Regions from separate parts of the Homo sapiens genome. Here region 1 is linked to region 2. A link is an interaction called in ENCODE POLR2A ChIA-PET data of the cell type or tissue named here. Cell type or tissue: Panc1. All regions are shown on one strand. Links, peaks and the distances in the headings refer to the core of each region. The heading gives the core; the rest is flanking DNA. Region 1 overlaps SLC30A4-AS1 (SLC30A4 antisense RNA 1). Region 2 has its middle 8.5 kb from the start of BLOC1S6.

Region 1 (15,947 bases), core at 4,960-8,959, 83 kb after region 2:
TTCAGGGAAAACTAAGAATTAGTGTGGAAGTTGATGCTCCAAAATAAGTCTTACTTTTACCAGAATTCAGATTTCTACCACCTCATATCCTGATTCTCCACCTACTCATCCTAAAGGAATATAGTTATCCTCTGCCCTGCCCTACACCCCATATTAATAACCATTTTAGGCTGGACATGGTGGTTTATGCCTGCAATCCTAGCATTGTGGGAGGCTGAGGCAGAAGGATCCCTTGAACCCAGAAGTTCGAGACCAGCCTGGGCAACATAGGAAGACCCTGTCTCTACCAAAAAATATTATTTCAATTCATTTCTGGCTTATCCTTCCAGCATTTCCTTTTTACAAAGGATAGTTTCCCTATCCTTCTGCCCTAAGTATGAATAGACAACCAAGAATCTTCCAGCATGTGGGAAAAACCAGCACCATGAATTAAAATGACCAAAACTAAACTAATAGAAAAATTAACCCTAAAGGAAAGAGAAGTAACTTAAAGAACCAGGAGAAGCTGGGCATGGTGGCTCATGCCTGTAATCCTATCACTTTGGGAGGCCAAGGTGGGCGGATCACTTGAAGCCAGGAGTTTGAGACCAGCCTAGCCAACATGGTGAAACCCTGTTTCTACTAAAAATACAAAACCTAGCTGGGCATGGTGGTGCCCACCTGTAATACCAGCTGCATGGGAGGCTGAGACATGAGAATCACTTGAACTTGGGAGGTGGAGGTTGCAGTGAGCCAAGATCAAGCCACTGCACTCCAGCCTGGGCAACAGAGTGAGACAAAAAAAAAAAAAAGGAAAAAGAAAAGAACAGAACCAGGAGAAAAGTTTTTAAATTATCTTATTAATATGCTCAGAATAATAAAACAGTAAAATGTTTTGGAAAAATAAATACAAGAAATAGCTCTTTGAAATTAAAATTATTCCTGAAATTTATTATTTATTTATTTATTTATTTATTTATTTATTTATTTTTGAGACAGAGTCTCACTGTGTCACCCAGGCTGGAGTGCAATGGCGCGGTCTCGGCTTACTGCAACCTCCACTTCCCAGGTTCAAGTGATTCTCCTGCCTCAGCCTCCAGAGTAGCTGGGATTACAGGGGCCCGCCGCCACTCATGGCTAATTTTTGTATTTTTAGTAGAGACGGGATTTCACCATGTTGGCCAGGATGATCTGGATCTCCCGTCCTCGTGATCCACCCGCCTCGGCCTCCCAAAGTGCTGGGTTTATAGGCATGAGCCACCGCCCCCAGCCAAGCCTTACTATTAAGAACCTCAGAAAAATAGAACTTAAAAAATAAAAAGAAGTAACCACTTAATGCATATGGTATTTCTTTTTGAGGTGTTGAACATGTTCTGGAATTAGTAGTGATGATGGCTGCACAACCTTGTACATGTACTGAAAACCACTGAATTGTACACTTTAAAATGGTGAATTTTGTTACATGAATTTTATGTCAATTTTTAAAAGTCATCTAAAAAAATGAAAGGGAGGGAATTGTTAAAGATATAGATAGATAGGTATTTCCTGAGCTAAGAAGGTACTCAAGCTTCACACTGAAACTTTTGGGATCTTCTTTTTTTTGTTGTTTTGTATTCTGAAATATTATGAGGGGATATCTAGATATAGACCTTATTTCACTTATTCTGCTCTATGAAATAATGGTGGAAATTTGGAAGAAAAAACTTAGTTTGCTTGAGGAAGATTCAAAGATACATAGAATTTGATGAATAAAGCTGTAAACCAAAGCAGTTGGTGTCCCTGAGTTCCACAGTACCATTGCTTCAGAGTAATCTCTTGAAGTTCTATGGGGAGAGATATATTTACATTTGGACACACTTAAGTAGGGTAGCTCTTGTGATCTCTAATTCCAGACTTGGAGATTCAGGTCCTGAAAACTTCACAGAGGGAATCCCCACAAGAAGCTTGGTTTGTTACCATTCTTGTTGAATTTTGTTTTGTTTTGATGACATGGTGGGGTGGGACAGGGATGGGTTTTTTCTCTGTTGATTTATTTTGTAAATATGCAAAACATGTTGCAAAAGTCAAATTTTATTTTATTAATTTATTTATTTGAGAGTGGGTCTCACTCCGTTGTCCAGGCTGGAGTGCAGTGGCGTGATCTCAGCCCCCTGCATCCTTGACCTCCTAGGCTCAAGCAATCCTCCCACCTCAGCCTCTCGAGTAGCTGGGACTGGGACTGGGACCACAGGCATGCACCACCATGCCTGGCTAACTTTTGTATTTTTTGTAGAGACGAGGCTTTGTTTCCCAGGCTGGTTGCAAACTCTGCAGCCTGTTTCCCAGGCTGGTTTTGAACTCTTGAGATCAAGTGATCCACCCGCCTCGGCCTCCCAAAGTGCTGGGATTACAGAGATAAGCCATCATGCCTGGCCAAAAATTATTTTTTAAAAGAAAACACAGAGAAGTCTTGCTTTCATTCCCCTCCACTCCATCTCCCCATACCATTCCATAAGAGTAGACCCTTTTAATTGGTTTCTAGCCTATCCTTCCAGCACTTCCTTTTGAAAACATAAGCAAATACATATATATGTTCATATCCTGCTTCTCACCACCCTTTTTTATGCAATAGGCAGTATACTGTATACTCAACTCTAGACCTGGAGGCAGTGATTCTATATAGAGTTCCACCTCCAGATCACTTTATAACAGTACATAGAAGCTTCTGGTTTGAAAATGTCAGAGCTTAAAGGAGGAGAACAACCACTTAACTATTCAGATAGAAGTAATATTCCCTTGCTCCTTTTGAATAAAAATTGAAAACAGGATATTGTCTTGGGATTCTGCATGAGGAAGCAGAAAATTAGATTTCCTGGGAATTTCTTCTACACTGAAGAATGAAATTTTACACTCTATCTGACAATAGTAAATATCAAACCATAGCTTAGCTGTAATTGCCATTTTAGTTGTTATATGGATGTGTTTCTGCTTTAAAAGATCACATTCTCTGTAGGCTTTAGATTGGTTTATATTTATTTATGGACTATTGATTGTAGCCTTTTTTTTTCTTTTCTTTCTTTTTTTTTTTTTTTTTAATTTTTGAGATGGAGTTTTGCTCTTGTTGCCCACGCTGGAGTGCAATGGCGCAATCTTGGCTCATTGCAACCTCCACCTCCCGGATTCAAGCGATTCTTCTGCCTTAGCTTCCCAAGTAGCTGGGATTATAGACGTGTGCCACCATTCCCAGCTGATTTTTGTATTTTTAGTAGAGATGGGGTTTCACCACGTTGGCCAGGCTAGTCTCGAACTCCCGACCTCATGTGATCCTCCCACCGCAGCCTCCCAAAGTGCTGGGATTACAGGCGTGAGCCACCATACCCGGTTGATTGTAGACTTTTGATTGGTATTTACAAGGACCCATGAGAGGCAACAAAGAGAAGTTGTCAAGAGAACAGACCCTGAGACCAATAGTTTGGCTCAAGCTCTGGCTCCCTAACTTCCTACCAGTTTGACCTTGGGCAAGTTACCTAACATCTTTGTGCCTCCATTTTCTATTTGTAAAAGGAAACTAATAGTAGTGCCTACTTTATAATAGAGTTATTACAAATATTAAATGAGTTAATATTTGTAAAGTAATTAGAAAAATGCCTGGCACTTCAAAAGCAGCCTTCATTTATTCTTTGGAAATAATTTTAAATGAATTCAAGGTTTATATGTAGCTTTTAGGCATATATACATAAATGTCACTGTAAACTGCAGAATATCCGATCTTTAAAATTTTTTGGTTAAATTTTATCATAATATGGTAACAAATCACATTTATTGCTTTTAGGTGTTAGCGATAAAACAGAGTTTGTCAGTTTTAGTCTCTTATGTAATGGAACAGAAATACGATGAGCCCAGTGGGAGAAAGCAGGAGGAGTTCTTGTCCGTCTCTACTTATACTTTTTGTTTTTTTTAAGTTACTAAATATTTTTGACACTGATTTTTGCTTATGAATAGTTTTGAAGTACCAATGAAAATGGGTTCTCACCCAAGTGAGAATAGTTTTGCTAAAAAGGTAGAAATAAAAGAAATTGAAGGAGCAATTCTACTTGATGGTAAAACAGTGATGTTGTTATATGCTATTCACATTTTAGTTTTCTCCTCTTCCCATTAGTTCTTTCTGTACAGTTTAAACTGAATCTGGAATTTTCTTATAGAGAATTAGCTTTACATGATCAAGTACTGTCTATTTAGTTACTCTGGAGGCTATTACTTCCCCTCTCAGTTCCTCCAAATGGTCTGGAGTGAAGAAGGAATCATTTTTGTTTCTTCTGTAACCCAAAGATTAGCTATTTTTTCTTGTTTTTAAATTTTTATTTATTTATTTATTTATTTATTTTGGAGACTGAGTTCCACTCTTGTTGCCCAGGCTGGAGTGCAATGGCACGATCTCAGCTCACCGCAACCTCTGCCTCCTGGGTTCAAGCGATTCTCCTGTCTGAGCCTCCCAAGTAGCTGGGATTACAGGCATGTGCCACCACACCCAGTTAATTTTGTCTTTTTAGTAGAGATGGGATTTCTCCATGTTGGTCGGGCTGGTCTTGAACTCCCGACCTCAGGTGATCTGCCCACCTCGGCCTCCCACCTCCCAAAGTGTTGAGATTACAGGCGTGAGCCACCATGCACAGCCTGTTTGTTTTTTTTTGTTTTGAGTTCATGACTTTTTTTTTTTGAAATGGAGTCTCCCTCTGTCACCCAGGCTGGAGTGCAGTGGCTCGATCTTGGCTCACTGCAACCTGCCCCTCCCAGATTGAAGCGATTCTCCTGCCTCAGCCTCTCGAGTAGCTGGGACTACAGGCGCCCACCACCATGCCCAGCTAATTTTTGTATTTTGGTAGAGACGGGGTTTCACCATATTGGCCATGCTGGTCTCGAACTCCTGACCTTGTGATCCGCCCGCCTCAGCCTCCCAAAGTGCTGGGATTATAGGTGTGAGCCACAATGCCCAGTGAGTCCATGACCTTCTAAAAGGATTAGCTTTTATTGAATAAAATATTAAATGAGGAAATGAAAATTAATTTCAGGTCTTCTTTTGTCCTGTTGATCTAGGGTAAATAGTTTTACTGTGCCTTTGCTTCTCCTTCTGTAATAAAGAGTTTTTAATATTTACTTATATTGTGGTTAATGTCAAATTACAGCTGATACATGTATCTAATTTGGATTATCTAGTATTCAATAAAAGTATATTACACATGTGAAGGTGTATAGAAACTGATAATAGACAAACAGGCAGATGTATTTCTGAAATTCGTGTGTAAATTATCTTTAGATGAATGGAGTCTTTTTTTTTTTTCGAGACACGGTCTTTTTCTGTTTTCCAGGCTGGAATACAATGACACCATCATAGCTCACTGCACCGTCGAACTCCTGAGCTCTAGAAATCTTACCCTCGCAGCCTCCAGAGTAGCTAGGACTGCATGCATATACCACCATACCCAGCTAATTTTTTAATTTTTTGTACAGACATGGTCTTGCTTTGTTGCCAGGCTGGTCCTGAACTCCTAGCTTCAAGCTATCCTTCCACCTCAGTCTCCCAAAGTGCTGGGATTACAACCATAAGCCACTGCACCAGGCCTGATGAATGGAACCTTTTAAAGTCACTAATAGTCCAGGCACTGTGGCTCATACCTCTAATTGCAGCACTTTGGGAGGCCAAGACAGGAGGATCACTTGAGCCCAGGAGTTGGAGACCAGCCTGGGCAACACAGGGAGATCCCGTCTTTATAAAAAGAAAAATTAGCAGATGTGGTGGCACACACCTGTGGTCCCAGCTACTTGGGAGGCTAAGATAGGAAGATTGCTTGGGTCCAGGAGGTTGAGGCTACAGTGAGCCATGTTCGGGCCACTGCACTCTAGCCTGGGTGATGGAGCAAGACCCTGTCTCAAAAAAATAAAAAAATATAGGCTGGGTGCGGTGGCTCATGCCTGTAATCCCAGCACTTTGGGAGGCCGAGGCTAGTGGATCACCTGAGGTTGGATTTCGAGACCAGCCTCACCAACATGGAGAAACCCCATCTCAACTAAAAATACATGTGGCACATGCTTATAATCCCAGCTACTCAGGAGGCTGAGGCAGGAGAATCGCTTGAACCCGGGAGGTGGAGGTTGCGGTGAGCTGAGATCATGCCATTGCACTCCAGCCTGGGCAACAAGAGTGAGACTCTGTCTCAAAAAAAAAAAAAAAAAAGTAAAAAGTCACTAATATATAATATGTAATAAACAATTGTTTTTACAATGAAATCACCCGTGTTTGATTTATTTATGAGTTTGGATTTTTTAAAAAAAGGATTCGTGTCTGTGAATGATAGTTAGATATTAGTAGTATCATCCTCTATGTCATGTTCTCATAATAATTTATATGTGGTTAGCAGCATTTATCACATCTTTTATAGCTATTTTTATGAAACTCTGTCTCCTAGATGATGAGTTAAATAGGGACAGGAACAGGTAATATTAAACTCTCTGTGTCTGGCACTAATTGTTGGATAGGTGTGGTGGCTCACTCCTATAATCACAGCATTTTGGGAGGCCATAGTAGGAAGTTTGCTTGAGCCCTTGAGTTTGAGACCAGCCTGGGCAACAAAGCGAGACCCCTATCTTTACAAAAACTTTTTAAAAAATTAGCCAGCCATGGTGGCATGCACCTATAGTCTCAGCTACTCAGGAGGCTGAGGCAGGAGGATCACTTGAGCCCAGGAGGTCAGGGCTGCAGTGAGCTATGTGCACGCCACTGCCCTCCAGCTTAGGGGACAGAGCAAGACTCTGTCTAAAACAAGACAAAAACATAAATTTGCGTATTCAGGCTGAATAAATAAGGGCATGAAAGCTGTGGAACAGACAATTTAGAACAATGCATAATCCTTAAATCATTTGTTTTGGGAGTAAATGAAACCAGTTACCAAACTCAGAGTAGTGGTGTTTTTGTAATTTGGGACTAAATATTTGGAACTTGAAAACATTTTTCCATAATTTTTTTTTTTGAGATGGAGTTTCGCTCTGTTGCCCAGGCTGGAGTGCAGTGGCACGATCTTGGCTCCCTGCAAGCTCCGCCTCCCAGGTTCACGCCATTCTCCTGCCTCAGCCTCCCGAGTAGCTGGGACTACAGGCGCCTGCCACCACGCCCAGCTAATTTTTTTGTATTTTTAGTAGAGACGGGGTTTCACCATGTTAGCCAGGATGGTCTCGATCTCCGGACCTCGTGATCTGCCCGCCTCGGCCTCCCAAAGTGCTGGGATTACAGGCGTGAGCCACCGCACCTGGCCACATTTTTCTATAATTCTAAAACTGTGGTCATGTTCACAGAATAGACTATAAAAATACTCACGCCTGTAATCCCAGCACTTTGGGAGGCCGAGGAGGGTGGATCACCTGAGGTCAAAAGTTCAAGACTAGCCTGGCCAACATGGTGAAACCCCATCTCTACTAAAAATACAAAACATTACCTGGGCATGTTGGCGGCCGCCTATAATCCCAGCTACTTGGGAGGCTGAGGCAGGAAAATCACTTGAACCTGAGAGGCAGAGGTTGCGGTGAGCCAAGATGGTGCCATTGCATTCCAGCCTGGGCAACAAGAGCGAAACTCCGTCTCAAAAAAAATAAAAAAATAAAAATAAAACAAAAACATATAGATAGATAGATAGATAGATAGATAGATAGATAGATAGATAGATAGACAGACCCTTAACATAGCTGGATAGTACTGTTGTACTGGTTGTACACCTGACTTAAAGGTCCATTTTGGGTATAGAAAGAAATTTGTCAGAAGGGAATTTTTTCTTCCTTATCTCAGTGAGGGGCTGATCCTATTTGTTTGCTTTAGTTCTTACCACTTAGAACTTCGTGGCTAAATCATCTTTTGTTCAAATCTGAGATCCATCTATATGACCTTTTGGAGAGTAAGTTACTCTCTTGAACTAGAAGTTTCTTCTTCTGTAAACTAGGAATAATATTTGTATTGCAGAATTGTGAAAAGTAAATAATGTGGTAAGGAAAATAAAGTACCTAACATGGTTCTGGCATAGAGTAAATTCCCAATAAAAGTTAGTTTCAGCCTTCTGTTTTTCCTTCCCTCTTCTACCTGCCTGTATATCATCTTACCCAGATTTTTCATATCTCTCAAGATGCTCCATGCTCCAAAATGGCCTACCGTTCTTCTCCCCCAGTCAGAATTCTTAGCTAAATTGTAGGAAAAAAGATGATTCACTCTGATGATTAAATAACAGTTTTTCAAGACATGCTCTTTAAACTCATAAGTCTTTGGTAATTTATTTGCAATGTAACAGTTCATTTTAGCAAAAATCAGTCAAGGTGAAAGAAGGGTAGTCTTAGATTTGTGGGATACAGTGGCTATTCCAGGAGTCAGTTCTGTTCTGTTGCTACTTTTCCTTCATGTGAGACCATAGATTGTATAAAATCATTCAGGTTTTTATTTTTCATCTATTTTCTTTCATTATTGTTTTATAATAAACTACAATCAGCTTTTTGTAGGAAGATGGAGAGCAGGTTAGGGGCCATATGCGAGTTATTTTTAAATGCCTGGATTTATTTGATTGTGGGCATGCTATCTTATTCTGGAAGGTAATACAATTTTGAATGTAATGAAACCACACTGTAGGAGAAATCCCACAAGTTCTCAGGAGGAATAGCATTCTTTTCCAGACAAAGAGGAAATGCCATTCTAAAGAGAACAGGCTCCACCCGCTTGCTTGCTTTCTGCCTCTATCCTTCTATCCTTCTGTCCTTCTGGTGAAAGTAATTGACTATATTTATATGGTTTTTTTTCCAGACGGTGGGCTGAAGAGGTTGTGCGAATTAGATAAAGATAATGCTCATGTGAAAGGACTGTAGTAAGCAGAGTTGTTTGTATTTGAAATAAAAAGCAAGATTTGCACTATGGTAATAAAAATCATCAGCCTGAGCCAGACACAGTGGTTCACTCCTGTAATCCCAGCACTCTGAGAGGCCAAGGCGGGCAGATCACGAGGTCAGGAGATTGAGACCATCCTGGCTAACATGGTGAAACCCCGTCTCTACTAAAAATACAAAAAAATTAGCCAAGCATGGTGGTGGGTACCTGTAGTCCCAGCTACTCGAGAGGCTGAGGCAGGAGAATCGCTTGAACTCAGGAAGCAGAGCTGAGATGGTGCCACTGCACTACAGCCTGAGTGACAGAGTGAGACTCCGTCTCAAAAAAAAAAAAAAAAAAATCAGCCTAGGCTCATGGCTAAGTGACAGTATAGGATAGATGTCTTTCCTAATGATACATAGTTTTACTGAGCAGAAACCCTGGCAGAGCTGGCTAGATGATGGATTGTCCTGGGTTAGGTACCTGGTTACAATGCTAATTCCATGTAGTTGGGATTTTTTTATCCCCTCTTGCTCTATGGATAGAAAACTATTTAGCTAAGAAGTCTTCCCGCAAACACACAGCCAAAAATAACCTATAATCTCCTAGTTAGTGATTCATTTTGACAACTTCCTCCCACCACTGACAAAAGTTATGCCTATTAATTATTCACATCTTAGAATTTAATCACATCAAATAAACATCTATAGGAAAAGAATAAATTCCTAGAACTTCCTAGGGATGGGAGTTTTTATTGAGGCTGAAAGAAGACATGAGTGAGGTAGTCCACGCTGGATAGCTAGACGTCAGCTTGAGAGTAGTAGGCATCTTGGGTGTGTTGTAGGGGGAGCAATAAGCAGAAGTAGGAGATTATTTATAATGGAAGGGGAGATCGAAAGACAAACTTTGGAGTTTAGCTTGCCATTCTGGTGGTGACAGTGGGCCACTGAAAATCCTCTATGATGTCTTTAGCCTGAGTTGAAATACAAATACAGGTTGAGCATCCTTAATCCAAAATCTGAAATGCCCCTTTGAGCATCATATTGGTGCTCAAAAAGTTTCAAATTTTGGAGCATTTCGAATTTTGAATTTTCTCATTAGGGGTGCTCAACGTGTACTAGTTTAGAAGTCCTAGGCAAATCCAATATAGCCCACTCTTTTTCCTTCTGTTTCCTTCCTATCCTCTATTGGAAGAAGGTAGAAAAGAAAAATAGCACAAAAGGAATTAGAAGAGAGGATATAGCTCCACTCTCCTTCCCTATTCATTTTTATAGACCTCTGAAACCTGTCTTCAGATATTTGCTATATATAGTTTTTTTAAGCAATGGAAAGACAAGTGTTACATAGTTTAAGTGAAACTGTAACTGAGTTTTGTTAAGTGAACAATACTCATTATTGGCATCATAGCATTAGCAAAGTTAACAGTTATGGTAGGCCAGTACATTTATACAACACCCATGAAAATAAATATGTTTGGGTTGTGTGTGGTTTACATAGTTGAAGCAAATATTGTTATAGTGCCTCATAGTTACTTGTTGAATGAATGAATAATAGTATAGGTGGGGAAATAGGTAGTACATATGTATACAAACATAAAAATAATAATAAATTGTAATAAATCCTAGGAAGAGAAAGAATAAGGTACTTGATGGAAAATAACAGAGGATGACAGCGAAGGAATCCAGTGTTTTTCATGTGAACCTTGAAAACTCCTAGTTTTGGCAATTTATTGATGTTTTAAAATATGCAGTAAACAATTTTCATATAGTACTATTAAAACTTGATAATCATCTATGTTTTCTCCTATTTATTTTTTTCTTTTAGCATTTATTAGCCATTCAAACTGTTTATTCTCTATATATGAAATTCAGGGTGTATTTTAGTTTTTATTAGATCATTGACTATAAACATTTGTTTGTATTTCAGCCAAATGAAAAGACCCGTGATCTTGTAGCAAATACACATATTAACTCATCTTACTCCCTCCTCTCATGCTCCAGTTCAGCCAAGTGGAGTGATTTAATTATGTATGTGTAGACTTAGCTGGCAAAATATGTTTTAAAAACTATATTAGGCCGGGTGCGGTGGCTCATGCCTGTAATCCCAGCAGTTTGGGAGGCTGATACTGGCATATCACCTGAGGTCAGGAATTTGAAACTACCCTGGCCAACATGGTGAAACCCCGTCTCTACTAAAAATACCAAAAAGTTAGCCGAGCATGGTGACATGTGCCTGTAATTCCAGCTACTCGGGAGGCTGAGGCAGGAGAATTGCTTGAACCTGGGAGGTGGAGGTTGCAGTGAGCCGAGATTGCGCCACTGCACTTCAGCCTGGGTGACAGAGAGAAACAAAACAAAATAAAACAAAACTATATTAATGGTTTTGTAGTATTTTCATAAAAATCTTTTTTTTTTCTGAGACAGGGACTTGCTCTGTTGCCCAGGCTGAAGTGCAGTGGCATGATCAAGGCTCACTACAGTCTTGACCTCCTGTGCTCAAGCTATCCTTCCACCTCAGCCTCCCGAGTAGCTAGAACTGTAGGCATGTGCTACCACACCTATTTATTTTATTTATTTATTTATTTATTTATTTATTTATTTATTTATATTTTCAGAGATGGGATTTCACCATGTTTCCCAGGCTGGTCTCAAACTCCTGGGCTCAAGCAATCTGTCCTCCTCAGCTTCCCAAAGTGCAGGGATTGTAGGCATGAGCTACCACATCCGGCCATTTTTCAAGACTTTTAAATGCTAAATTTCTATTTTGATTGAAAGATGACCATTCAAGTTCACTTAAAGTGGCTGAGGTGAGAGGACTGCTTGAGGCAAGGAGTTTAAGACCAACCTGGCCAACATAGTGATACCCTGTCTCTATTTAAAAAAACGAATTTACCTAAAGCTAATGGGGTGGTAGCTTTCACAGAAATCCAGAATTTTAATTGTGAAAGTTCCTGAGTCTCTTTTAAGAAAATGAAATAGTAATCCGAAATTTACTCCTTTTGTCTTGGAAAACTTTATTGTAAGTTATGTGACCGAAGACCAACCCAGAACAAGAATGAGAAAATTGGAGCAGGTCATAATTTGGTTGTTGATTGAAAGCTTCCCTCTCTCTTAAATGGGGGAGTGGGAGGGAGCGGAATCTTGCCCGTTTTTATCTGCATTCCATCATGTTAAGAATATTATGAAGGAAAAATTTTTAAACCCTAAGTTAGTCCTATTTATGGTATTTCACCAAAGCTTAATGTATTCAAATGAAAGAGCTTTTTGTTTTATCAGAATAAATGATTATATTTCTGCTCTTAGAATTTTTAGTTAGATAGTATTGTCTTTGCTTTATACTTCCAATTATAAATCTCAGCCCTAACAATCTACTTAAAAGTTTACTTTTTTTCCCTTTTGCATTTATTACTACTCTATCCCAGAAGACATTTTGGGATATATGTCTATATCCCAGAAGACATATAACTGTTATAAAAGATAACAGACTAGTGTCTTTGCTTTTCACCAAGGGAACAACATTCCTTATTAATGAGGCACATTCCTTATTAATGACTAGAAAAGGGATATCATTGATAGCAGTATCTTAATATGCCATTTTGGGAGTTTCTAGAAATCAGCTGAATTCCATTACTGTTAACGTAGGCAGGTATTAGAATCTCTTATCCTTCTCATGTGAGTGAAAACTGTGGCATAGAGAACTGACTTTTCAGCTGCAGGCTGCCAGAATATAGTGGGCCTTGTAAGGGTGGGAGTCCTTCTGCCAAGGAGCTCTGTTCATGCGCTGTGTTTGACTTTCATTTCACTTTATCTTGAATGTAGGTTTGCCTTATCTGAGAATTCACAAAAAGGCGATTTTTAAGTGGTTTAGTAAAATCACTGGAGTGTGGGATTTGCCAGATTTAGCATACTCATAGGATGCCTAATATATCTGAAATACTGCGTAGGACATACTTACACTAAAAAATTATTTGTTGTCTGAAATACAAATTTAACTGGGCATCCAATATTATATCTGACAGACCTACTAGGGTAACTATAATTTATCATCCAAACCAGAACAGTTTTGAGAGTGAAACGGGGCTCTATTCATAATTATGCCAGAACAGCAAACATAAACTAGGACTATCCCAGAAAAATTGGAAAGTATAGACAACCTAATTATATAAGGGGTTTTGAAGTAATTTTTAATTATGAATTTTAAATTTTCATAACCAAGCACATCTCTATGTCATTAACTTATGTGGCTGTGAATCTTTATAAGTGTAAAGTGTATTGCTTTGTAATTTTTTTTTTTTTTGAGAGACAGGGGTCTCACTCTCACCCTGGCTGGAGTGTAGTGGCACTGTTGCAGTTCACTGCAGCCTCAAACTCCAAGTGATCCTCCCGCCTCAACCTCCCAAGTAGCTGGGACAGCAGGCATATACCACCACACTTGGCCAATTTTGGGGGGAGAGACAGGGTCTCACTGTGTTGCTCAGGCTGGTCTTGAACTCTTGACCTCAAGTGATCCTCCCCCCTCAGCTTCCCAAGTAGCAGGGATTACAGGTGTGAGCCACCACGTGCTTTATAATTTTTATATTAAAATTTTGATTAGGGCACCTTAAAAACTATGGTGAGCTAACTGCTAGCTTCAGCCTTGGTACTTGGTTAAAGTTCTCCTGGTGGTAGGAGGCTACCACAAGCACATGAGATTCTACAGTTTCGAATTTTTAAAATTATTTCTTCTTTACAGTTTTGTTTTGTTTTGTTTTGTTTTGAGACAGAGTCTCGCTCTGCCACCCGGGCTGGAGTGGTGCAGTGGTGTGATCTCAGCTCACTGCAACCTCCACCTCCCAGGTTTAAGCAATTCTTGTGCCTCAGCCTCCTGAGTAGCTGGGATTACAGGCAGCTGCCACCATGCCCAGCTAATTTTTGTACTTTTAGTAGAGATGGGGTTTTGCCATGTTGGCCAGGCTGGTCTCGAACTCCTGACCTCAGGTGATCCGCCCACCTGGGCCTCCCAAAGTGCTGGGATTACAGGTATGAGCTACCGCACCCAGCCTCTTTACAGTATTTTTATATGTGTACTTCACCATCAGCAGTTATAACTTTGACAAGAAATCCCTTGTGTTTTTTTTATTTGGCTTACACCTTCTCTTTTAACTTATTTACTTTTTGTTTTTTGGGGTATTAAGTAATAACCTATTATTCATATTTAGCTTCATTTTCTTAATTGTATAGCCTTTTATCATCTTCCCTTGCTTAACCCTTGACTAATTTCATTCTAAAAAATCATCCATAAATATTTGAATACCTGCTATCAATGTGAACTACTCTCCTAAGTACTACAGTAAATATGACATGTAATAAGACTTGGACCATATCCTCAAAGAGTGTATAGTCTGTACTTAATATAGAGGTCTCTCCATAGCTTTGTATATTTCATTTGGTCTTTTCTCTTTTTCAGCTTATATCTCTTTTAAAAATATATTAATCTCTTTCAAAGTATGATTATCTGTATGTTAGAAATAGGTGTTCCATGGTTTTTGAATAGAAATGGTATGTTTTTGTTTTATTCTTATATCTGTTCTGTTGATGCATAGGTTTTTATAGGAGTGTTTTTTTTGTTTTTGTTTTTGAGACAGAGTCTCACTCTGTCGGCCAGGCTGGGTTGCAGTGGCATAATCTCAGCTCACTGCAATCTCCACCCTCCCAGGTTCAAGCAATTCTCCTGCCTCAGCCTCCTGAGTAGCTGGGGCTACAGGGGCCCGCCACCACGCCCAGCTAATTTTTGTACTTTTAGTAGAGATAGTGTTTCACCATATTGGCCAGGCTGGTCTCGAACTCCTGACCTTGTGATCCGCCCGCCTCGGCCTCCCAAAGTGCTGGGACTACAGGCGTGAGCCACCATGCCCAGCGGTTTTTATAGGAGTTTTAACTACATTAGGTGTCTTCAGGAAATAGCCTATAATTGCTAGATAATTTTTTTGTGTTATAATTTATAAATTGAAATGAAAATGTGTCAGAGTCCAATATACTTAACCAACTTTTGAGCAATGAGTTGTTCCACATAACAGTTTTCCAGATTATTTTACCTATTAACACTTACAGGATTAGTGTCAGGTTTCTCTAAAGGAAAAATATTCCTTAAATTATTTTCTTCCTTTTATTGTTTGAGGGTTAACGCTTGTTTCATATAATAATGTTAATTTTCACCCAGGCTGAAGTGCAGTGGTGTGATCTTGGCTCACTGCAACCTCCTCCTCCTGAGTTCAAGCGATTCTTCTGCCTCAGCCTCCCAAGGAGTTGGGATTACAGGCACCCACCACCATGCCCAGCTAATTTTTGTATTTTTAGTAGAGACGGGCTTTTGCCATGTTGGTCAGGCTGGTCTTGAAATCCTGACCTCAGGTGATCCGCCCGCCTTGGTCTCCCAAAGTGCTGGGATTACAGGCATAAGCCACCGCGTCTGGCCTTACTGTTTTTAAATGTACTTCACATTGCTCTTTTTGTTATTTTGAAAAGATACAAAATTATTTTGCTTCATATTTATATAGTAAAAAACTCAAATGGTACAAAAGCATATATAGGGCAAGGTCATCCCTGTCTCCCAGCCACCAGTTCTCCTCACCCAAGATAACTAGTTTTTTATGAGTATTTTGTATAATCCTTCTGGAGATTGCATTTACAGGTGATTATTTATATATTCTCTTTTTTCTTTTTTTTTATACAAATGGTAATGTATCATACACAGTTGTGTACTTTGCTTTTTTTCACATAACACTATGTTTTGGGCATTATTCCTTACCAGAATAAGCTCTTTTCTTCTTTATACATGCATAGTATTCCACCTTACAAGGTCCCTACTAATCACTTTTTTGGTTGTTTCCAATAATTTGCTATTATATACAACGTTTAATTAATAGCCTTCATGAAGGCATGAATATTTGCATGCCTTAAGAAAATTTTTTTAGTCTAAAGGTAATATGCATTTATGGTAAAAACTTAAAACACTTTAAATATTACCAAAAATAATGCAGTGAAAAATAAATCCCCTAAACTTCTAGTACCACTTCCCAAATGTAATACTTTCTTGTGATTATCAATTTGTTTGATTTTTT
Region 2 (15,656 bases), core at 141-4,140:
TACCCTCTCATCTCAACTGTAATGGTGGCCTCCTAATGTTGCTCCCCAATTATGCCTGTTCAGTTTTCTCAGCTGCAACCAAAGCTTATTTCAAAAAAATAAGAATTTGCAAGACTCAGAAACTTGCACTGGTTCCCCATTGCCTTTATCAGTGCATTCACACACTTTCCTCTTTGGGCCTCTTTTCCTCTTAGTATTAGCTCCTTCTTATTAACTCTGGTAGGCAGAATACTAGCCCCTCAAAGATGTCCACAGCCTGAACACCAGAAGCTGTGAATATGTTAGCTTGCATAGCAAATGGGAATTAAGGTTGTTAATTACCTGGTGTTGAAATAGATTATCCTGGAATCGCTTTAACCAGGGAGGCAGAGGTTGCAGTGAGCTGAGCAGCTCCACTGCACTCCAGCCTGGGCGACAGGGCGAGATTCCATCTTAAAAAAAAAACATTATCCTGGATTGTTCCAGTGGGCTGATTGTAATCATAGGGCCTCCAAAACTGCAAAAGAGAGTCAAGAGTGACAAGTAACTATGAAGAATGATTAGAGAGATACAACATTGTTGGCTTTGAATATAGAGGAAGGGAGCCTCCAGCATTGTGGGTGACCTCCAGAAGCTGGAACTGGTAAGGAAACATTCCCCTGAAGCCTCTCTAATGCTCTGATGACACCTTGATTTTATCCTCATGTGATCAATGTTGGACTTCTGACCAACAGAACTGTGAAATAATCTGTGTCTTAAGTTTGTGATAACTTGTTATAACACCAATAATAATGTACGGTATACCCTTCAAGACATTCTTTATTCCATGTGAGCATTCTCCTAAAATTATGCCCTTTCATGTCTGCAGTGCTCTTGCCTATGCTTCAACCTGAAATATTCTATCCTTTTGTAAACCAAAAATAAAATTATAAACCCCACAACTGACTGATGGACCCCCTGCCCCTCACCTCTTGGCCAAGGGCATTCCAAAGTAAACCTGAAAATCTAGTTATTCCATCATCTAGATGGAAGTGGGGATGGGGGGGTTAGTCCCGGGGGTGGGTCGGACATGGCTCATTATACCCTCCTCCCTTTGGAATTCAGGCTGAGCTGAACAGCATTCACATGAAAACAGATCTTAAGACTGCCAGACTTTTTCTAGCTTTTCTAGAACTTTATTTTTGACACCAAGCCAGCCTGACTCTAGTATAGCATCACGACAGATAGCAGGCCCTGAAGGAAATTGAATTATTTAACCCCAAAATATATTCCTTTGACATATTTTTAAATGGCCCTGCAAAGCTGTATCTTGTGGGGGAAAACCTACAGTCTGTAGAAAAGCCCTGTTCCTTTCCAGGTGTTTTCCCTTACCCAGGAGGGAATTAACCAAGTCTGGCACCTTTTTAGGTCTGATAAGAGCTCTACCAGAGGCTTCATCTGCATAATAAAACCTTGATCTCTGCCAGGGACAGTGGCTCACGCCTGTAACCACAGCACTTTGGGAGACCAAGGCAGGTGGATCACCTGAGGTCAGGAGTTCGAGACTAACCTGACCAACCTGGAGAAACCCCCGTCTCTACTAAAAATACAAAATTAGCCAGACGTGGTGGTCCATGCCTGTAATCCTAGCTACTTGGGAGGCTGGGGCAGGAGAATTGCTTCAACCCAGGAGGCAGAGGTTGCGGTGAGCCAAGATCATACCACTGCACTCCAGCCTGGGCAACAAGAATGAAACTCTGTCTCAAAAAAAAAAAAAACCTAGGTCTTGGGCCAGGTGTGGTGGCTCACGCCTGTAATCCTAGCACTTTGGGAGGCCGAGGCAGGCAGATCACCTGAGGTCAAGAGTTCGTGACCAGCCTGGACAACATGGTGACTAAAACCTTGTCTCTACTAAAATTACAAAAAAAAAAAAAAAAAGCCAGGCATGGTGGCGGGTGCCTGTAATCCCAGCTTCTCGGGAGGCTGAGGCAGGAGGATCACTTGAACCTGGGAGGTGGAGGTTCCAGTGAGTCGAGATCACACTATTGCACTCCAGCCTGGGCGACAAGAGCAAAACTCTGTCTCAAAAAAACAACCTTGGTGTCCACAACCCCATATCTTAACCCAGACATTCTATTGACTCCAGGTCTTTAGATAATAACTTAAGTCTTTTTTGTTTGTTTATTTCCTAATATAGAGGTAGAGTCTCCGTATGTTGCCCAGGCTGCTCTGGAACTCTTGGCCTAAGGCGATCCTCTCACCTCAGCCTTCCAAAGCACTAGGATTACAGGCGTGAGCCACCACGCCAGCCTGATAATCTTTGAATTGCCTGTGACCCTGAAGTCTCCGCTTCCAGGTGTCCCGCCTTTCAAGACCAAGCCAATGTACATCTTACATGTTTTGATGAATGTCTTAGGTCTTCCTAAAGTATATAAAACTACACTGTAGCCTTGTCAGAGGCATTTGAGCCAGAGCAACTCCATCTTGAATAGGACTGGGTAAAATGAGGCTGAGACCTATTGGGCTGCATCCCCAGGAGGTTAGGCATTCTTAGTCACAGGATGAGATAGGAGATCGGCACAAGATACAGGTCACAAAGACCTTGCTGATAAAACAGCATGTGGTAAAGAAGCCAGCCAAATCCCAACAAAACCAAGATGGTGCCAAAAGTGACCTCTGGTCATCCTCACTGCTCATTATTTGCTAATTATAATGCATTAGCATGCTAAAAGACACACCCACCAGCACCGTGACAGTTTACAAATGCCATGGCAACATCAGGAAGTTACCCTATATGGTCTAAAAAGGGGAAGAACCCTCAGTTCCAGGAATTGCCCACCCCTTTCCCGGAACACTCATGAATAATCCACCCCTTATTTCGCATATAATCAGGAAATAACTATAAGTGTAATCAGTGAGCAGCCTAAGCCGCTGCTCTGCCCATGAGTAGCCATTCTTTATTCCTTTACTTTCTTAATAAACTTGCTTTCACTTTACTCTATGGACTCACCCGAATTCTTTATTTTGCGAAATCCAAGAAGTCTCTCCTGGGGTCTGAATCAGTACCCCTTTCTGCTAACTGCCTGACCACCTTGGGCATATGTTCTCAGGATCTCCTGGGGCTGTGTCATGGGCCATTGGTCACTCACATTTGGCTCAAAATAAATGTCTTCAAATATTTTACAGAGTTTGACTTAATCAACATTTTCAAAGTCCTACTTTTCAGCTGGGTGCGGTGGCTCACACCTGTAATCCCTAGCACTTTGGGAGGCAGATCAGCTGAGGTCAGGAGTTCAAGACCAGCCTGGCCAACATGGTGAAACCCTGTCTCTACCAAAAACACAAAACAGCTGAGCGTGGTGGCACACGCCTGTAATCCTAGATATTCAGGAGGCTGAGGCAGAGAATCACTTGAACCCGGGAGGTGGAGGTTGCAGTAAGCCGAGATAGCACCACTGCACTCCAGCCTGGGTGACAGAGCAAGACTCTGTCTCAAAAAAAAAAAAAAATCCTACTTCTCTTCCAAGGCTCAGTCTTAAAGCCTTTACTTTAAAATCATTCACAATCCCACTACTCCTTTCATTCAGAAGTTACGGTAATAACCCTTTATCAACTACAAAGCATCCTGCTATTTTAGCACTTAATCCGTTCTTTTTTTTTCCCCCTTGGTAGAAACGGGTTTTGCTGTGTTGCCCAGGCTGGTCTCAAACTCCTGAACTCAAGCGATCTGCCAGCCTCAACCTCCCAAAGTGCTGGGATTACTGGCATGAGCCACCATGCCTGTCCACTTAAATTATTCTGTATTAGTTATTTCCCTTGTCTCCCTCTATTAGATTGCAAACTCCGAACATACGCTCTTATTCACAGAGAATCATAATAGGTTCTCAACCAATATTCAATGAATGAAGTAAGTATTGATTCTCTAGCCCCATTTCCAGATATCTATAATCTGTAAAGTCTGCGTCACACAATATGACATTTGATAAACTGCCTGGCAACCTTAGTTGGTTGTTAGCATTATCTCCTAACTAGATAGTAAAGCCATTTAGAATGAAGCCATGTCCTATGGGTTGCCTGTACCTCTTTATGTCTTAGCACAGTATTAACCATATTACATGAATTTGAAAATACTGGTTATTTTTTATTATTATTTAAAATAAAAACAAGGTCTCACTATTTGCCCAGGCTTGCCTTGAACTCCTGAGCCTGAGTGATCCTCCTGCCTCAGCCTCCCAGTGTTAGGATTACAGGTGGAGCCACCACACCTGGCCAAAATACTGGTTATTTAAATTCAGTGGATGAAATTAAATGGTGACACCCTGCCAATTTTTAATTATCTTCTATTTTGCTTTACAGAACAATTCATGTTGGAAATTTGATGATCTTTTTCAGCATTTTAACTTTACTTAATATGACAAAAACTAATCAGCTAAATAGACAAGGCGGACTTTGTACCAAACCCATCTTGCTTTTCCCTTTCTCCTTTTCCCTCTACCCCCACAGATTTCAGCTCAATGCATCTGTTAGAGGCATTCCAAGCAGAGTGACTCTGTCTTGAACAGAGGCTGGGTAAAATGAGGCTGAGACCTGCTGGGCTGCATTCCCAGGATAGGCATTCTTAGTAACAGAATGAGACAGAAGGTTGGCCCAAGATGCAGGTCACAAAGACCCCGCTGATTAAAAGGATGCAGTAAAGAACCTGGCCAAAACCAAGATGGTGACAAAAGTGACCTCTGATCATACTCACTGATCATTATACACTAATTTTAATGCATTAACACACTAAAAGACACTCCCACCAGCACCATCACAGTTTACAAATGCCATAGCAACGTCCAGAAGTTACTCTATATGGTCCAAAAAGGGGAGGAACCCCCAGTTCCAGGAACTCCCCCTCCTTTCCTGGAAAACTCATTGAATATCCACCCCTTGTTTAGCATATGATCAAGAAATAGCCATAAGTACACTGAGCCAATCAGCCCATGCCACTGCTCTGCCTATGGAGTAGCCATTCTTTTTTATTTTTTGAGACGGAGTCTCGCTCTGTCGCCCAGGCTGGAGTGCAGTGGTGCGATCTCGGCTCACTGCAAGCTCCATTTCCCAGGTTCACGCCATACTCCTGCCTCAGCCTCCCAAGTAGCTGGGACTACAGGCGCCCGCCACTATGCCAGGCTAATTTTTTGTATTTTTAGTAGAGACGGGGTTTCATTGTGTTAGCCAGGATGGTCTCGATCTCCTGACCTCGTGATCCGCCTGCCTCGGTCTCACAAAGTGCTGGGATTACAGGCGTGAGCCACCGCGCCTGGCGAGTAGCCATGCTTTTGTTTGTTTACTTCTCTAATGAACTTGCTTTCACTTTACTTTGTGGATTCATCCCAAATTCTTTCTTGCATGCGACCCAAGAACCCTTTCTTGGGGTTACTAACACATCAGGTGTTTGTTGAATACCCTTTGTGTTCCAGTCTCTGTGAAATGGCTGCTATATGCTTAACATAACACTGCATGTGGCACAGAGCTCAAAAGCAAAATACTAGAATTTGATTGCAAGGATGTAAATACAGTTTGTTGATTTATATCTCTTTTAAAATGCCTTTCATCGCTCCCATTCCCTTTTATGCACCGAAGTTATAATTCACTCCAAACATCTGAATATCTAGAACTGGAAGGCATTGTAGGGGGTAAAAGTAAAAATCCTGATTCCTGTCCACCAAGAATTTATATTCTACCATTTAAACATAGTAGAATTAGTGAGCATGACAATAAAGTGCTGAATTATGTGGAACAGGACCTGGAGGAATGTAAAGGACATGATGTCATCTTAGTTTCCTATGGCTGGTGTAACAAATTACAAACCTGGTAGCTTAAAGCAACACAGTTTTATGTTTTTTTGTTTGTTTGTTTGTTTGTTTTGAGACAGAGTCTTGCTCTGTCTCCCAGGCTGGAGTACAGTGGCACCATGTGTGCTCACTGCAAGCTCCGCCTCCTGGGTTCACGCCATTCTCCTGCCTCAGCCTTCCCAGTTGCTGGAACTACAGGCGACCGCCACCACGTCGGCTAATTTTTCGTATTCTTAGTAGAGGTGGGGTTTCACCCTGTTAGCCAGGATGATCTCGATCTCCTGACCTCGTGATCTGCCCGCCTCGGCCTCCCAAAGTGCTGGGATTACAGGCGTGAGCCACAGTGCCCAGCCAACAGTTTTATTTTCTTATAGGTCTGGAGCTTAGAAGTCTAAAATCAGGCTCAGTGGGCTAAAAATGAAGGTGTCAGCACAGCTGCTTACTTCTGGAGGCTCCAGGGAAGAATCTGCTTCCCTAGAATTTCGCCTCTTCCAGTTTATAGAGAGGCTGCAACTTTTTTGTCTCATGGCCCCACATCACATGGCCTTTTTCCCCCTGCTTTCATTGTCACATCACCATCTTTCCCACTCTGATCCTCCTTCCTCCTTTATATAAGGACTCTTGTGATTACATTAAGCCCACCTGCATAATCCAGGATACTCTTCCCATCTCAAGGTCCTTAATTTAATTACATCAGCAAAGTCCCTTTTGCCATGGAGGCTAGCATTCACAGACTCCAAGGACTTGAATATGGACGTCTTTGGGGGGGCATTATTCATCCTATCACAGATGTGCAGTTGTATAGTGTACAAGTGGAAAGTAACTAGGGAAAGTTTTAAAATTTAATAGAGGAATTGGGATTTAAGCCATACCTTAAAAGACAGGTAAAATGTAATCTGAAGAGAAAAATTAGTAAAGTCTTTCAGGCAGGAGAAAAACATCATGAGTAGCAAAAATATACTTCAGATTCAAGGGCCTCAAGGCACTAACTGTCCTCTGGAGAATACAGCAGTGACACAGATTAAATGGTTAGTAGGAGGACCTAATAGAGAAAGGTGTTGCATAGTCTGTTAGACCAAAAGAATTTAAGAAGATAAAAGAACATAAAATGTAGCTCTGAATAAGTTAGTTCAAAGAAACTATATCTAGAAAGTGTTAAACACTTTGTGTGTGTGTGTGTGTGTGTGTGTGTGTGTGTGTGTGTGTGTTATATTCATAGCAAAAATAAGGCCATTGGATTTCAAGGACTATGAAATGCAAAAGAGGAAGAGCAAATATAATGCAATAAATAAATCAAAACTTTATTCACCTTTCAGTTTTGCTGTTTTAAATGTTTCTATATCCTTTATTTTTTGCTGACCTAAAGGGAGAAGGTGGGTAAGAGATTCAAGTAAAGAAAAAAATATTAGTCCATGAATATTTTTTATTCCTTTTATGGATCAGATGTCCTATATTTAGAATGTGTTTGACCTACTTCTCTCACAGGCATTTATTTCCACCCTCCCATTTATCTCTCTTTTGATCTTTTTCCAAAAACAGAAGAAAGTGTTGGGGGAAGACAAAGCAGGGGGTGGCGCAAAATATTTCAGTAAGATGTAGGGACTGGCCGGGTGCAGTGGCTCACGCCTGTAGTCCCAGAACTTTAGGAGACGGAGGTGGGCAGATCACTTGAGGCAAGGAGTTCAAGACCAGCCTGGCCAACACAGGGAAACCTCATCTCTACTAAAAATACAAAAAATTACCAGGCGCAGTGGCTCATGTCTGTAATCCCAGCTACTCAGGAGGCTGAGGCACGAGAATCACTTGAACCCGGGAGGCGGAGGTTGCAGAAAGCAAAGATCGCACCACTGCACTCCAGCCTAGGTGACAGAGCGAGACTCTGACTCAAAAAAAGAAAAAGAAAAAATAAAATAAAATAAAAAGATGTAATTACCAGGGCTGCAGAGAAAAAGGGAGGAGAAGGGGGAAGATACACAAGAGAAAGATATTACAGCCCATGACCTTATGCTTCTATTGGATAGATGTTGAAAATATGAACACATTCATATAGGCTGATGCTCTTGCAAAATAATTAAAAGGAAGGGAAGAAATTGTAAGTAGAAAATCAAAGAAATTAATTACTAAAGAAAAACAGTTTACCATTTTGCCTATGGTTAGCCACTTTTTTAAAAACCACTTTTCACTTGTATTTACATAAGAAATATTCTTTCACATTAGCAAAGTGCTGAAATACTTCCACCCACTGTAACTCTGCTACACTTTCCACATTCATTCCTTGCATTATATAACAAACATATTTTTACATGGATTATTTCACCAACACCTCCTCCTAACTCTGCCACCAAAAAGTTTTGCAAAATATATGCAGAAGTCAAAAGCAATGGCTTTTGAAATTTTTAGAAAATGAACACAATTACTAGAAACATTTTATTTTAGTGATCATGGCTCACTGAAGCCTCAACCTCCCGGGCTTAAGCAATCCTCCCACCTCAGCCTCTCAAGTAGCTGGGACCACAGTCAGGTACCACCATGACCCAATAATTTATTTTAATTTCTTGTAGAGATGGTGGGGGGGGGGGGGTCTCCCTGTGTTGCCCAGGCTGGTCTCAAACTCCTGGCTCAAGCAGTCTTCTTACCTCGGCCTCCCAAAGTGTTGGGATTATGGGCATGAGCCACCATGCCCAGCTGCAATATCTTACATAAGCAAATACAAGCCAAGTTTTGTTCAAACTTCTATTTTCTTTTTTTGAGACAGGGTCTCACTCTATGCCCAGGCTGGAGTGCAATTTCACAATCATGGCTCACTGTAGCCTCAACCTCCCAGGCTCAAGAGATCCTCCCACCTCAGCCCCCCCAAGTAGCTGGGACTACAGGAGCGCACCATCACACCTGGCTAATTTTTATATTTTTTTGTAGAGACAGGGTCTCACTATGTTACCCAGGCTGGTCTTGAACCCCTGAGCTCAAGTGATCCACCTGCTTCAGGCTCCCAAGTGCTAGGATTACAAGCGTGAGCCACTGCACCCAGCCCAAACTTCTATTTTCATATAAACACTAAAGTAATTTTTTTTGTTTTTTTGAGACAGCGTCTTGCTCTGTCACCTAGCCTGGAGTGCAGTGGCACGATCTTGGCTCACTGCAGCCTCTGCCTCCCAGGTTCAAGCAATTCTCCTACCTCAGTCTCCCGGGTTCAAGCAATTCTCCTACCTCAGTCTCCCGTGTAGCACCACCACCCTGGCTAATTTTTTTTTTTTTTTTTTTTTGAGACGGAGTCTCGCTCTGTCGCCCAGGCTGGAGTGCAGTGGCGGGATCTCGGCTCACTGCAAGCTCCGCCTCCCGGGTTCACGCCATTCTCCTGCCTCAGCCTCCCAAGTAGCTGGGACTACAGGCGCCCGCCACTACGCCCGGCTAATTTTTTGTATTTTTAGTAGAGACGGGGTTTCACCGTTTTAGCCGGGATGGTCTCGATCTCCTGACCTCATGATCCGCCCGCCTCGGCCTCCCAAAGTGCTGGGATTACAGGCGTGAGCCACCGCGCCCGGCCTAATTTTTTTTTTTTAACATATTTTAGTAGAGACAGGATTTCACTATATTGGCCAGACTGGTCTCAAACTCCCAACCTCAGGTGATCCACCTGCCTCGGCCTCCCAAAGTGCTGGGATTACCGGCATGAGCCACCACGCCCGGCCTAAAGTAATTTATTAAAATAAGAGATTGAAATTCAACTTGCCTTATCTCTTTTATGTTATTCGAGGGTCACTAGAGAACTAGAGGTATGATATCAGATACTACTGTACAGTCAGGGCAGGCTAGGCTGTGGTCCTGTAATAACCTTCACATCTCACGACTTAACACACACACATCTATTTTATGAAGGACTCTGCTTCACAGTCTTCACTCAGAGACCCAGGCTGACAGCCTCCACCACAAGGAGGAACACCCCCAGTCATTACCATGGGAAGAAGAAACATGGCAAATTGCACACTAACTCTTGAAGACTTTCACCCTTAAGGTGACAGAGGTTACATTTCATTACCCACAGCCAGCCACATGGCTACACCCAACATCAAAGGGGTGGGGAAGCATTTTCCTCACAGGTGCTTGGGAAAGGAGAAAAACAGAAAGTGAATAGCATCAGTGACTATCACAGGTGCCAGCAATTAGAGTTTTCTTCTATTAGAGTCTTTCTTCTTGAGGCAATCTGAGAAAAGTCAGGTTTTTTTAGAATGGGATTTTTTTTTATAGACTTTTTTTTTTTTTTTTTTTGAGACGGAGTTTCGCTCTTGTTGCCCAGGCTGGAGTACAGTGGTGCTGCAGCTCACCATAACCTCCGCCTCCCGGGCTCAAGTGATTCTCCTGCCTCAACCTACCGAGTAGCTGGGATTACAGGCATGCACCACCATGCCTGGCTAATTTTGTATTTTTAGTAGAGACAAGGCTTCTCCATGTTGGTCAGGCTGGTCTCAAACTCCCAACCTCAGTTGATCCACCTGCCTCGGTCTCCCAAAGTGCTGGGATTACAGGTGTGAGCCACCGTGCCCGGCCTAGACTTTATTTTTTGGAACAGTTTTGGGTTTACAACAAAGTTGAGCAAAAAGTACAGAGGTCCCCTATGTCCCCTGCTCATACACACTCATACCCCTCACTACCAACATCTCCCACCAAAATGATTCACGTATTACAATCAATGAACCTACATTAATACATCATCATCACTCAAAGTCCATAGTTTGCATTAGGATTCACTCTTGATATTCCCCATTCTATGGGTTTTGACAAATGTATAATTGCATATATTCACCACTGGAGTGTCATACAAGATAGCTCCACTGCCCCAAAACATCTGTGCCCACCTATTCACCCCTCTCTCCCTGCAACTCCTGGCAACCACTGATCTTTTGACTGCATAGTTTTGCCCTTCCCAGATTGTCACATAATTGGAATTGTATAGTATGTAGTCTTTTCAGACTGGTTTCTTTCACTTAGTAATATGCATTTAAGCTTCCTCCATATCTTTTCATGGCTTAAGAGCTCATTTCTTTTAGCACTGAATAATATTCCATTGTATGGATATACCACAGCTTGTACATTCACCTACTGAAAGACATCTTGGTTGTTCTCAAGTTTTGGCAATTATAAATGAAACTGCTATAAACGCCATGTGCAGATTTTTGTGTATACGTAAGTTTTCAGATCAGTTGGGTAAATACCAAGCAGTGAGATTTCTGGATCATAAGGTAAGAGTATGTTTAGTTTTGTAAGAAACTACCAAACACTCTTCCAAAGAGGCTGTACCATTTTGCATACCAACGTGCAATGAATGAGGGTTCCTGTTGTTCTACGTCCACACCAGCCTTTGGTGGGGTCAGTATTTTGAATTTCACCCATTGTAATGGGTGTGTAGTGGTATTTCATTGTTTTAATCTGCAATTTCCTAATGGCATATGATGTTGAGCATCTTTTCATATGCTTCTTTGCTATCTATATATTTTCTTCAATGAGATGTGAGTTGACATCTTTTACACATATTTGAAGCAAGTTGTTTGTTTTCTTATCACTGAGTTTTAAGAGTTATTTGTATATTTTGCATAATAGTCCTTTATCAGACATGGTTTTTTTGTTGTTGTTTTTTTGTTTTTATGAGACGAAGTCTCACTCTGCCACCCAGCTTGGAGAGCAGTGGTGCAGTCTTGGCTCACTGCAACCTCTGCCTCCTGGGTTCAAGTGATTCTCATTCCTCAGCCTCCCAAGTAGCTGGGATTACAGGCATGCACCACCACACCTGGCTAATTTTTGTATTTTTAGTACAGACAGGGTTTCACCACGTTGGCCAGGCTGGTCTCAAACTCGTGACCACAGGTGATCTGCCTGCCTCAGCCTCCCAAAGTGCTGGGATTACAGGTGTGAGCCACTGCACCTGGCCTATCAGACATGTTTTTGAAAATATTTTCTCCCAGTCTATGGCTGGTCTTCCCATTCTCTTGATTTAATTTTTAAAATGAACATTAGAAAGCAACTTAGGACAGTATGTCTCTATAGAAAGAGGGCAGATTTTCAAATTACTCACAAAAGCACATGACCAGTTTTGACATTTATAGTCAGGGACACCTTTCTGAGGTATACCTCCATAGAAATGATAGCAGCAGCGACTCATCTAAAGTGGCCATTGCCAAGATGCCAGCTACAGCAGGGAGGCACTGGGTAGTTCCTTAAAGGAAAATACGATCCATGGAGCAGGCAGGAGCCCTGCCCTTCGGCTGCAGACCCAGGGGTCTCTGTGCTCTTGGGAGCCCAGAGCCAGCTCTCTCCCAGAGCCCCCTGCCAGCACCTGTTCCTGCTGCCTGGCTTCTCCCACTGTCAGCTCCTGCTCTAATCCTGGAGCAAGGTTGGAGCCGAGCCCCGGCATTGTTGCAGCCCAGCCAGGGGGCTCATGCTCAGGGCAGTGCTGACACACCAGCCCCCAGCCACATCAGTCCCCTCCAGACTTTGGGTGATGAGGATCATGGGAGGGAAGCCGAGGGGGACTGCACGTAGCTCAACACTGGCCTGCAGGCACCTCTTGGCACAAACATCCTGGGTGCCAATGAATGGCCGTGAGAGGCAGACAGGCTCCTGGGAGGAAGGGGGTGGGTCCCCAGTGAAGCTCCACTTTCAGGCCAGGGAAGGTCCTACCAGTCCTGCCCACCAGAGGGGGAACTTGTGGTGCTTTTTCCTGAGCCCACCTATTGCTGCCCATGGACCAATCAGCATATACTTTCCCCACTCTGAATGAAAACCATAAAAACCCCAGACTCAGCCAGAGCAGGGCAGACATCAGGATGGCCAGCTGCATAGAGGAACTACCATCTCCGCTGAGAGATGAACATTTTTGGGGATGACCTGTCAGCAGAGAGGAGCCATCCACTCCAGGCCTCCTCTCTGCTGAGAGCTGCACACTCGATGGGACGACCTGCCCACAGAGAGGACCTGCTCACCGCGGGTCTCCTCTGAGCTGTTCTGACCCTCAGTAAAGTTCTTCTTCGTCTTGCTCACCCTCCACTTGTCTGCATACATCACTCTTCCTGGACATAGGACAAGAACTTGGGCAAAGGCACCACCACCCACAGAGGTTTCCAGCCAGAAAAGCAGCACCTCAAATATCCCAAGAAAAGAAATAGCAAAGGGCTAAAGTCAAAAGATTTGTTTCAAGCCCAGCTAAGATAATCATTAGCTGTATTAGATTTTTGTCTAACCAACTAGCAAGTAGAGAAGTCCAGACCTTCCTAAACAAACAAAGGAAGTTTTGATCAACTGAGCTTGAAAGTCCGGGGGCTGCTCTGGCTTCAAGGATTTCTATGTCTTCTCCTCAGCCAAAATAGGAATCTCTCCCTCTCTCTCCCTTTGATTCTCCACTCTGCTTTCTCCTATGTAGCATTCACTCTAGGAGCTCTCTCAATGTGATAGGAAAATAGCTCCAGGGTTTCATGATCCTTACATCTCCCAAGTGAAGTCAGTGCGCTCCTAGCATTCATTTATTTCAATCCCTTAAAAAAAAAAAAAAAAAAACTCAAAGCCAGGCACAGTGGCTCACACTTGTAATCCCAGCACTTTGGGAGGCTGAAGCAGGTGGCTCACTTGAGGTCAGGAGTTCAAGACCAGCCTGGCCAACATGGTGAAACCCCGTCTTTACAAAAAATACAAAAATTAGCCAGGTGTGGTGACGCATGCCTGTAATCCCAGCTACTCGGGAGGCTGAGGTAGGAGAATTGCTTGAACCCAGGAGGCAGAGGTTGCAGTGAGCCAAGATTGCACCACTGCACTCCAGCCTGGGCAACAGAGCAAGACTCCATCTCAAAAAAAAAAAAAACACTCAAATACTTGGATTACATGCCCACCCGTATACCAATCTCTGCATCTAGGGGAATATAGTGGACCCTGATGGGTCAGTGTGGGTCACACATAACAGACAGAGGCAGAGCCCCTTGACTGACAGACCTGCTAGGAGTTATAGAAAGGCACTGGGTAGTTCCTTAAAGGAAAAATCAGAGTCCTATTACCAAAAAGAGGAAGGAAATTGGCCCAACCAAAACAACAGATGTCAACTATATCAGTTATGAGATTTTAGTCAAGTCACTTACTCTCTGAACCTGTGTTTTTTTCATCAGTAAAAGAGGCATGATAATGATAATACCAGACCCATTACTCGGTGTAGTTCTTGTAAGAATCAAGCACGCATTATATGAACAGGATTTGTAAACTGCTGCAAGACACTATTGTAAATAATAGCACCCACTAAACGAGCATTTATTATGGCTAGAAGAAATAGTATTATTTCTGTTATTAGTGCCTTGGATACATATATTCACTAACCTTAATGTGATCTCTTAAATAGACTTTAGGTTTCCTAAGTAACCATTCAACCTTAATTTGGCTTCTTATGTAGACTTCTCTGTTGAAATAAGAGGGACTAAATGACTTAAATGAATATCGGAGGGCTTGGCAATTCTATGTTTTATTAAAATTCATTTCTTTTATACAAATCAACTTCATACAATAGGCAGTTTTTTAGTGGTTAATATCAACTGGTTAAGCTGGCAACTGAAGTTGCAAACCTGCAAAATTAGAAGATCAAGCTGTGAGGGATAGAGAACATCACCAATACCAGTGTTCTGCTTCTATTGGCAGGTGGGGAATCTTTTTTATTTTTTATTTAGTATTATCAAATCTGACAGTAAATGAATATCCGTAATATTGAGTGTTAATCATTTGAAATAGTATCAGTGTTTTTGAACTATTAGTAAAACTAGTCACAAATGATGATTCATTCAAATAACTTTAAATATTATTCAAAAGACAGCGATTCTTCTTCCACTTTGGGGTTTTCACAAAATTCATTTGTTAATCTTACATGTAGATATCAAAGTAGCCATCAGTCATTATTACTTTATTCTCTATGTTATGGAAAAAGTGTGATTTTAATGACCATAGGCATCATATATTATTCCAGGACTCAGCTTTCCTTTTAGGATAGATTTATTTAAATTAGCTAGGAGATAGATCATGCTTCATTTAAAATTGCTAAAATAAGTACTTGCATTAGCTATGCAAAATAGTCCTTTTTTTACTTAAAATGTTCTCTTCAAAGTGTTTCAGTTGCTAAATGTGAATTATTTCCAAAGATTCTCCAGACCAAAAGGTGAGATGATATTTTAAAAATTCAATTTCCTTATAATGTAATGAGGTCAATAATACAAAGAGTTCAGAGTCTCTGATTCCTTTTTCAGTTTAAAAATGCCAGTGGATCAAGTAATTTCTAAATTATTGCCCTAGTCTTTGGACTTCCTATAAATTTCTTGTCAACATTTTTTGAATTTACTTAGGAAAGTGCTGTCTTTAAAATTAATTATTCACTTACCTTCATTTTAAAGTATTTTTTCAAAACTGCTTATTTGATGTAGTAGATGAAAGGGTATATTTAAAGGCATTAATTTTTATTAACAGCTAAATATCTCAAGATGTCATTTTTCCCTCTAAGTTTTCAGAAAAGTCTCTATTATGTGCTCCCAGAGAGAAAAATAGACTTTAAATTAATTTACTTAATAAAGAGATAAATATAGTCTGTCTGTATCTCATCATAAACTTAGGAGAACTAATCCCTGAATGCCAATGACTACTGCAGGATTTTATCAGTCCTGGTTTTCCTCAGTCCCACCGTCACCTTCCCTGCTCTGCCCCATACCACAGGGGCTGGCTTTCCTGGTCCCTGTGCCAGCTTGCTTCCAGCTGAGTTTGGCCAATGGGAGGCACTAGTAGAGGTTACAGGCTGGGAGATTGGAAGGGGGTGGTAAAGAAGAAATCAAGGTATTTCTCCTTCCTTTTTGC

Evidence for each region. Peaks named below come from ENCODE experiments on the same cell type or tissue, not always from the same donor. Only the 100,000 strongest peaks of a DNase experiment are listed, where the experiment ranks them.
Region 1: POLR2A ChIA-PET joins it to region 2 with 9 read pairs; 6 of 35 experiments call an interaction of 5 or more read pairs at or near these places.

The regions. Positions count from the first base shown.
Region 1 is chr15:45,492,344-45,508,290 of GRCh38, reverse strand. It overlaps SLC30A4-AS1 (SLC30A4 antisense RNA 1), which reads right to left. Exons shown (of 4, transcript XR_007064611.1): 4 at 8,243-11,178. The region is part of intron 3 of SLC30A4 (solute carrier family 30 member 4); the gene reads left to right. Among named protein-coding and RNA genes, the nearest start is that of SLC30A4, 22 kb to the left of the region's middle. In Panc1, for the core only: no CTCF peak of the experiment used is centred there; no DNase peak of the experiment used is centred there.
Region 2 is chr15:45,571,018-45,586,673 of GRCh38, reverse strand. No RefSeq gene overlaps it. Among named protein-coding and RNA genes, the nearest start is that of BLOC1S6, 8.5 kb to the left of the region's middle. RefSeq lists a silencer at 6,696-6,896. In Panc1, for the core only: no CTCF peak of the experiment used is centred there; no DNase peak of the experiment used is centred there; H3K4me3 peaks cover 493 bases; H3K27ac peaks cover 434 bases.